Regions from separate parts of the Homo sapiens genome. Here region 2 is linked to region 1. Evidence: chromatin loops called from intact Hi-C (ENCODE). Cell type or tissue: natural killer cell. All regions are shown on one strand.

Region 1 (5,000 bases):
TCATAGAAATTAAGGATAAATAACAAAGTTGAGATGGTGAAAGGGTCATTGCGTACAAATGGAAACCTGCTCTTTGGCCTGTACGTCGGCTAAGTTACTTACTTTGGTTTCTTCACCTGTTCAGCCTTGCTGGTGCTGTGGGTTTCTACATACATTATTGCATTTGGATTTACGCCCTTTATTAACATCATATGTAGATAGAGAACCCAGTTGGGGATTTTCCCAAGGTGACATCTCCGCCCATGACTCATCCTGCTAGATGATGGGTGACCCTCCTTCCAGATGTAAACACAGGTCAGCCTTGCCAGGTCTGATAAGAGACTACCTATACGGCCAAAGCAAAGAATCTTCCCTCATTCTACCTCACAAAAGCCCTTCCCCCTGTGCTCTTGCCCTAGAGATTAACTGTTTTCTCTCTGGTCTCTGTCAAAAACTCAGTGGGGAGAAATGATATTTAAGAATGCAGTGCATATGTCCACTTGAGTATTTAAGTTAGATTCCCGTGTCAGGTTAGGCCACCAAGAAATTACCTATTTTAGCTTCCATAACTTAACCCTTTATAAGGTGCCTTCATTGAGTTTCATTTCATTACTGTGTCTTTTTAGTGACAGTATATACAAGCACCATTATATAAATAGCATTGTTGCCATTTTCCCAAGTCTACTGTTAAAAGATTGGCTGCTGCGTCATTAAATATCCCAGGTGATAAAATCTTTTTAATAATTATGAAGAAAAATTTGTGTCTTAGAAAATGGGAAAAGATACTATTTTCTTTCATTAATTCTAGCACAAATTTAACAGTTCTGTCAATCTTGAGCATAGGCAGAGACTGCATTAACAGTTTTTGTAACTGTCTACAATGGAAATCATATTACCATTTTAACAGAAATTTAAAAAATATTATTTATGCTCATCAACAACTTTGTAATCAGGATATTAATAGTTGTTAGACCTACCTTTAGATATTAGTATTTAATGCATTATTTTAAAAGCATATTTGTTTTTCCTTTCCGGTCAGGGAACCAAAAAGGAAAAAGAAAAAAAAAAAGAAAGAAAAACAAGTTTATTTTTCTAATATAATTATTTGTTTGTAATCTTCTGTGTTTATTTTATGCATTTGAAAACATAGTTCTGAGTAGGGCTTCACAAAGTAGCCAGAGAGGTCCCTGGCACATACTCCAACAGCCTTCCTGGGGCATGTGTACTTCCTGGCAGCCTCCCTCCTGGTTCAGATGTTTACCTGCATTTTCTTTTCTGGAGGGCCTCTTCCTTCCCTGATCTGAGCTCTCTTAATACCTTGCATTATGATCAGCCATGTCTGTCTCTCTTACTAGTATGTGAGCTATTTGAGAGAAGGGACTCTCTCATTATTTTATTTTTATTCTTAGCACCTAGGAATGTGCCTTATTTTTAGTGAGCCATTAGTAATTAAATGCCACTTTTTTTAAACCCCATCCCATTCTAGTATTGCTCTTCCTCGTGGCATTGATTGACAGGTTGTTCTTGGCATTTTGGCTCAGAGTTCACTGCTGTAGAATGCTCATCAGGCAAGGAATGATGATTTTTTTTTTTCATTGGATTTTCTCAATGCTAACTTTAAATTTTTTTAAGTCAGCCTTTTGGATGTTGTTGTGCCTTTGATGAAGCAGTCCAGGTATTAGGAACATACTTTCCTCCTTCTTCAGGTTGTAATCATTGGTAGTTAGCTGTCTTTTGTTTGAAATTTGGCTATTTATTTCAACATTGGTAGTCTTAGGAAAGCTAGAGAGTTTTCTTATAAGGGCCTGTATAATTTCCAAGTTCACACTTGATTGAAGGCAGCATGGTATCAGTGGAGAGAAAACTCTTCTACATTTGAACAATTGGATCTTATTATTAGTGCTGTCCCTTAGAGGTGGCTTAGTATGATGGGAAGGACAGGAATAGTAATGAATTCCAAAAAGACCTGATTAGTTTTTTTCTTAATACAGCCCCAAACCTGAGAATGAAATTATTTATTTGATTGAAACAACATGTCTTTGGAATCAGTGGTGATTATTAAAAACAGTAAAAGTGCAATTTTTTTCTTATATCACATTTGCCTTAAATATGAGATGTAGGTAAGTCAGATGAAATTTTATGACCAAATTTTTATCATTTCACTTTACAAAGTGTTCGTTCTCTCAAGTCTTTCTTACATCATATTTACTGAACTGAAGAATAAATGTTGGAGATGGTGTTTTCTTCCTAACTCACTTGGTCAGCTGTTTTTCATTTTTGTTTTCAGCATATCAGTTGAATAGTTCTGACTATACATGGGCTGGCTGATATTTAAGGAATTTTTAAAAATTGGAAGGACTCTTAGTTTTTTATATGTAGTATTTCAGAAATTATTAAATATATAATCCATGAAAAATACAGAGAAACACATAAAGAAGTACTAAATAAATCCCATTACCCAGAGTTATACATCACTAACATTTTAGTATGTATTTTCTCAGTGTTCCTTTTTTCTAGGCATACATATCTGTGTGAGTGACACATCATCACAAGATTTAGCGGTTTAAACCAGTGATAACTATTTAGCTCATGATTCTGTGGGTTATCAATTTAGGCTAGGCTTGGCTGAGGGGTTCTTCTGGTCTAAGCTATGCTGCCTCATGCATCTGTGGTCAGCTGCAGAATAGCTTGTCTGATCTTGGCTGGGTTCTCTCACAGGTTTATGGCCTGTGGTCAGTGTGATCTCTCATCTCCAACAGGGTAACTTGGGCTTGTTCACACCCCAGAGTCTGAGGTTCTTAGAGAGAAAGCAGAAGTGTTCAAGCCCTCTTGAACGAAGGACTATGAATCTGTGTACCATTACTTCTGCTATATTCTTTTGGCCAGTGCAAGCTAAGCCACAGTCTAGGCCAGATTCAAAGGGTGGGAAATAAACTTCAGTCCTTGATAGGAGGATCTACAAAGTCGTATGCACAGGATGTGGAAACGGGGAGGAGTGAAGATTTTTGGGCAGTTTGGAAATTTACCACAGTGTACACGTGTGTTTACATATGTGTACGTAGATGAAAAGTGAGAGCATATACATTCTGCATTTTTATCACCAGACATGCTCCAAATCCAAGTTACTAATCCAACCCTGTGGATATATTGGGGAAAGTAAGTAAATCTTAAATGGGAAGTGCCTCAACAAGTATCTAGAACAATACCTTCCATTCAATCAATGGAAGGCTTAAAAAAAAAAAAGGAAATGTAATTTCTTTAGGCCACTGCTTGAATTCTATTGGTGTTACTTCCTGGTTGGCTTTATTTCCTTGCTCATGTTTTTCTATGTTTACTTCCTGGTTGGTTTTATTTCTTCACTCATTTTTTCCCATGCTTATTTTCTGGTTGGTTTTATTTCCTTTTCTTTCCATGTTTATTCTTTTGGTTGATGGTCTGGAGCACCTATGTTGTGTTAGTCTATTTTCGCATTGCTATGAAGAACTACCTGAGACTGGGTAATTTATAAAGAGAAGAGGTTTAATTGACTTATGGTTCTGCAGGCTGTATAGGAAGCATGGATGGGGAGGCCTCAGAAAACCTACAATCATGGCAGAAGGCAAAGGGGAAGCAGCTCATCTTATATGGTCTGAGCAGGAGGAAGAGATAGCAGTGGGAGATGCCACACACACACACACACACACACACACTCTCTCTCTCTCTCTCTCTTAAACAGCCAGATCCTGTGAGAACTCTATCACAAGACAGCACTAGGGAGATGGTGCTAAACCATTAGAAACCACCCCCGTGATCCAGTCACCTCCCACCAGGCCCCACCTCCAATATTGGGGATTCCAATTCAACATGAGCTTTGGGTGGGGACACAGAGCCAAACCATATCACCTGTCATGGGAGAGCACTGCTCTAGACTACTTCTAAACTGTTCTGAGATCTTGGAAAAGTCACTTGACTTTGTCAAGAGTATCAGTAGATGTTACATCATCTATTTAGTCAAAATAAAAACTACCTCACAAAATTATTGGGAGAATTTAATTACCTCATGAATATGGACATATGCTGGAAACTAGATGTGTTATCGTTCCTAGGAATTATTTATGCTTTTATGGAATGTCTGTAACGTTTTTTTACTTAACATTTTGGCCATGTCCCCAGCATCTCTAACTGGCCCTACCATTTTTTAAAATGACGTGTATATTTTTTTAAGCCACTGTTGGTTCATTTCTGCTTAGTTCATATTAAAGAAAATTCAAGTTTTACAGCCTTAGCTTACACACTAATCTTCAGAACACCATAGCCATTTCTTTAATCTGATGGATGCCCTCGCATGATGCCTGTCTTCTCTGATCAGAAATGACATTCTTAACATCAATAGATTCTTAGACTTTTCTGACAGGAAATATTTTTGAGGATATGTAATCAGTTATGGGGTATGCTTGTCAATACATTTTTCCTGCAAAAATAAATCAGAAATCCTATCAAAATAGCATTATGAAAGAATCCATTTCCCTTAATACTCCTCATGAAATGGTCATGCCTGAAGTTTCTGAGAATTTTTATTTAGATGAAGGTTGTGTATTTAATTTATATACTGGCCATTTTTCTAACCAGCCAATCTGCATAAATTTCATATCCTAAGCAGGAAGAAAATGGTTGTGATCTGGAGCCAGCCTCTTCCTTATAAAGCCTGCATCACCTTCCTTTTCCCTTGGCTAGCCTCTTCTACTTTCCAGACCCTGTGAGTTTCACCATAAACCTTCTTTATTCCCTTCCGCTACCCACATACATGCACACCTAGCCAAAGAAAGAGAAACCAAAGAAACAGAACCTGTAGGGATAAATAGGGATATCACTCTACAGTGCCCCTTTGCTTCTCTTTGCCCTTTTCTGGACAGGAGCAGATAGAATTCATTCCTCTTCCATTTTGAAAGTTTGTCTGTGCCTATTCACTTACCCACTCATTTATCCATCCATTCATTCATTCACTGTTCATCTGTCAGGAACAGTGTTACAGACACCGTGCT
Region 2 (5,000 bases), 180 kb after region 1:
TTGACTGCTGCTTTTAAGCAATATGCAACAAGAATTTCCTTCAGAAAAAAAGCTATGCATTTTTCAAAAAGGAAGAGAATGTGTAACGTCTGAAGATCTTCATTATAAGTCATTCTTTGTTTCAAAATTATACTTGCTTGCCTTTCTGTTTCTATTAGAAATAAAAACACACTCCTTCATGCCTCAAATGAGGTAAGATAATGGTGGTAGGATATCAGTCCTAAGCCTGTCCCAGGGAAGTAAGGGGTTATAATTAGGTGGCCCATTGAGCCTCAACCCTCACTCTGAGGAAATAATCAGAAGCGGGGAACACATCTTTTTTCTTCTGAAGTGCTGGTGGAAGCTTAGCTGGAGGTACTGGTGCCACCCTTTTTTAGCTGTCCCCAAAGGTCAAATATCCTGATCCAGTTTCAGGTTGAGGCCCATCTGGATAAATGAAGACCACAAACTACAGGTGAGAGAAGCCAAGCATGTACTATCCAGTGGCTTAACTATGCATTCTGTAGGGGATCAAAAGACAGCAAACCTCCTTGGTCAATCACTGTGTATAACACCCATCTCCCTAATATTCAATCAATCTGAATGAGTGCTGTCCCAGACCGAGGTAGCCTCTCTGATTTAGCAGCTTTTAAAACTGGCTACCATAACATCCTATAGGATGTTGTTCATCCAGTATCACAGGGTCCAAGAAATCTATCCTCAGTCATTTTACTTAGAGGCAACTTACATGAAATCCACCCGAGTGAGCCATGTGGTGGAATGTGAGAATGGTCCCAACTCCAACTCAGAGAAATCTCGCTGTAAGGAATGTTCAGGAAGAAATGTAGAGATTGAATCCAAAGATTAATTAAAAGATCTCGGCCGGGTTTGGTGGCTCATGCCTGTAATCCCAGCACTTTGGGAGGCCTAGGTGGGTGGATCACGAGGTCAAGAGATCAAGACCATCCTGGCCAACATGGTGAAACCCCGTCTCTACTAAAAATACAAAAAAAAAAAAAAAAAAAAAAAAAGCTGGGCATGGTGGCGCGCGCCTGTAGTCCCAGCTACTTGGGAGGCTGAGGCAGGAGAATCACTTGAACCCGAGAGGACGAGGTTGCAGTGAGCTGAGACTGTGCCACTGTACTCCAGCCTGGTGACAGAAGGAGACTCTATCTCAAAACCAAAACAAAAACAAAACAAAAAAGATCTCATTTATTTGTAGTGTCTGTGCTATAGGATTTATGTTTCCTGAATTATGGCGCCAGTAAAAATACTCCATCCCTCTTGGCAAAGTGCAGAGAACAAATAATTTTACACAAACCTCAGAAGCCACACTGCACAAAGGAACAGGTGACCAGAGGACACTTGCTTCTGGCAATCCCTCAGACAAATTTGTAAAACAAGTAACAGTTGATTCAACAACCACAGGCTTTGGTCTTGTTTCAAACCCTTCTTCTCTGGAACTGGCCTTTTGCCTGAAGCCAGCTTTGGACCTATCCTGTACTATCCTGTCTCTACTTTCCTCTTCTGGATGAAGGAGAACATCCATTTGTTGTTCAGATAAAAAGTACTCTTGTGAGAATGAAACTAATAATGCTTCAGTGACTTTCAGAGGCTTCCTGGTTCCCACTGTATCAATTTAAACTCCTTTGTCAAGATTTCAGGATCCTCCAGTATTGTCAAACACATCTTGTTTTTCCCAGGAGTGCATGCTAAGCCTTTATTCCTTTTGTTCATCTCATCTAAAATTGCCTTCCTGCTTCTCATGTTCTGGCTGACATTTAAGGCTCCGTTTAAGTTCTATTTCCTCTGTGAAGATTTCATTGTTTCTTTTAGCTATTCTGAGGACATTTACTCAGTACCCACACAATGAAGCCACTACCCTGCCTTGTTCACTCTCACTTCTGGTGTGTAACTCATATCTCCCAGCTAGTGGTAAACCACCGCTTGACACTTCACTTTCCATGCCCAGAACTTATCTACTGCTGAGGTTACTGGGGGCTCTTTCTACAGAGAGAGGAAGAAGTTTCTGACATCGAAACTACCTCAAATGGAATGAGGTCATTTAGGATGTAATGAGTTCCTTGTCAGTGGAAGGTATCAGCTAGAGGTCACTGGAAGGGGCCTTCCCTAATGCATAGATCTTAGTTGATTTTTTATACACATTTGATGAATGAATGAATACAGGCTGTTGGGAAAGAGATTCAGATATTCAGTTGGCATGTGACAAAATTCTCAACACCAAGTTTCTATTATTCTATAAAATGGTTGCTCATTAAAGAAAAGCATTTGTCACATTCATAAAAGTCTTTTCTCATTTGGAAACAATTTCACATTTGTTACCTCACTTGATTTTAGCAAACTTGTGAGAGGTGTGAACGTTCACCATTATCTAAGTGTTACACATGAGGAAAGTGATGGAAACATAACAAGGATGTGTAGAAGGTGCATGAGGAGATGGGGGCACAACAATATCCAGGAAACAATGGTTGCCATGCTCTGGCCTTGGGCCATTTAGTGGTGGAGGGTTTGGGAGACAAGTCAGGGATAACAATGGAAAAATAAATCATAGTTAAACTTACTTATCGAGTTTGTGCTTGGATCCACTGGACTACCTATTAAACCAGGACACTATGCAGAAGCTGCTGGTTTCCTCTTCAACAAAGAAGTTAGAATTGCAATTTGGGTGAACATTTTTAACTGAGTCATAGCTGCTCTTTTATTACCTTGTGATAGGGTCCAAAAAACACTCAGAAAATTTGAAAATTCCAAACCGTGCGGCTTCAGGAAATGTATATGAAATTTATTTCTTGCTTTAGTGGAATGGTGGATATGAAGCCATCAGATAACAAGGAATGCCTTTTTTTTTTTTTTGAGACAGGGTTTTGCTCTGTAGCCTAGGCTGGAGTGCAATGATGCGATCTCAGCTCACTGCAACCTCCACCTCCTGGGTTCAAGTGATTCTTGTGCCTTAGCCTCCTGAGTTGCTGGGACAACAGGCATGTGTCACCATGTCTGGCTAATTTTTGTATTTTCAGTAGAGACGGGGTTTCACCATGTTGTCCAGGCTGGTCTTGAACTCCTGGTCCCAATTGATCTACCTGCCTCAGCCTCCCAAAGTGTTGGCATTACAGATGTGAACCATGGTGCCTGGCCAGGAATACCTATTTTAAGAGTAGAATGTGTTAAAGCGCTGAGGTAAATCATAGTAGTATTTTCCTAATGCTCTCTTGTAAACCTTGACAGTATAATATGAATTCAGCAACACAGTTATCAATCAGATACAATGTTCAAATCATTTTGCTGAACACCTGTCAAAAGCTTTGGTTATGCTCCCTGTTGAAGAGGACATCATGAAAAGACTTGGGCAGTATTGTAAGTGTGAAGTAGGAGAATGACAAATTGATCAGGGTGTATTATATGTGGCTATATTTGTTTTCTATCACTACCTAACAAATTATCACAAATGAAGCAGGTTAAAATGACTCACAGGAGTCGTCAGGACTCAGCTAAGATGTGCCCAGTGCACATCTTAGCAGGGTCCTCTGCTTAGAATTTCACAAAGCTGCAGTCAAAGTACTGGCTGGATTGAATTGCTTTCTAGATCTCAGGATTCTCTTTTAGGTTCCCTCATGTTGTTGACAGAACTCAATTCCTTGTGTTGTAGGACTGAGGCCCCTGCTGTATTGCTGGCTTTCAGCTGGGGCTGCCCTCAGCTCCTACAGCCACTCAGTTTCTTGCCTCATGGGCCTTCTCACAACATGGCAGCTTATGATTTCAAGGCCAGGAGGAGAATCTCTGACCTCCTCGGTTTCTGACTTCTAGACCCTCTTTTAAAGGACTTTCCTTATTAGGTCAGGCTTACAAAGCACAATCTCCTTTTTGGTTAACTTGAAATCAACTGATTAAGAATTTTAATTACATATATAAAAATCCCTTCCCTTTTGCCAAATAACATAACTTAATCACTGGAGTAAAATCCTACCATATTCACAGGTCACTAAAGGAAGGGGATTATACAGGGCATGCAGATCAGAAGTGGAAGTCTTCAGATCATCTTAGAATTTTTCCTATTATACTAGTGAATCAGAAGGCAAAACATCATCCTGTTAGTGATGTTTTTCCAGTACCAACTCTCCCATACCAGTTGGGTGTCCTACAATTCAATTCTGACACTATCTGAAGTGAGCATCAGATCCTACGGGTTAAGGGTGCAGACTGTTCTCATATCAGACAGCAGATGTAAGTCCCAGGGGCCGTCTGTACTTCTGTCTCATGAACCACAAATTTGAGGGTTCCTATGACCACCTCTCAGGTTCAATAATTTGCTAGAATGACTCACAGAGCTCAGGGAAGCACTGTAATTATGGTTACTGATTTGTTATATAGTATACAAATGAACAGCCAGGTGAAGAGTTACATAGGGCAACAAGGTCTGTGAGCAGAGTTGAGGGATGGGGCACAGTGCTACATGATATTTCCAGGCACGTCACCCTCCCAGCACATCCTTGTGTTCAGCAACCCGCAAATTTCCCAAATCTTGTTGTTTTAGGGTTTTTTATATGGGACTTCATTACATAACATTCAAGTGTTATGGACTGAATATTTTTGTCCCCCGCCATGTAAATTCACCTGTTGAAGCCCTAATCCTCAATTTGATAATATTTGGAGATGGGGTATTTGGGAGGTAATTAGGATTAGATCAGGTTGTGAGAGAGGGGCCTTCTTGATGAGACTAGTTGCCTTAAAAAAGGAGGAAGAAAGATCCTTCTCTCTTTGTCTGGCTCTGTGTGTGTTGTGTGTACGTGCACTGAGGAAAGGTCACATGAGGACATAGCAAGAAGGTGGACATCTGCAAGCCAGGAAGACAGCCCTTATCAGCAACCAAATTGGCCAGCACCTTGATCTGGAAGTACCTAGCCTCCTGTGAGAATAAGTTTTTGTTGCTTAAGACATCCAGTATATGGTATGTACTTGTGACAGCCAAGCCAACTAAGACAGCAGGTGCATGTAATTAAATT

The links. A loop is a pair of places that touch in the nucleus more often than their neighbours do. Peaks named below come from ENCODE experiments on the same cell type or tissue, not always from the same donor. Only the 100,000 strongest peaks of a DNase experiment are listed, where the experiment ranks them.
Region 2: it touches region 1 in a loop (14-fold over the local background); 2 of 110 quality-filtered maps call a loop at or near these places.

Annotation. Positions count from the first base shown.
Region 1 is chr9:7,118,599-7,123,598 of GRCh38, forward strand. The region is part of intron 18 of KDM4C (lysine demethylase 4C); the gene reads left to right. Among named protein-coding and RNA genes, the nearest start is that of KDM4C, 360 kb to the left of the region's middle. In natural killer cell, no CTCF peak of the experiment used is centred here; no DNase peak of the experiment used is centred here; H3K27ac peaks cover 469 bases.
Region 2 is chr9:7,296,383-7,301,382 of GRCh38, forward strand. No RefSeq gene overlaps it. Among named protein-coding and RNA genes, the nearest start is that of DMAC1, 500 kb to the right of the region's middle. In natural killer cell, no CTCF peak of the experiment used is centred here; no DNase peak of the experiment used is centred here; H3K27ac peaks cover 454 bases.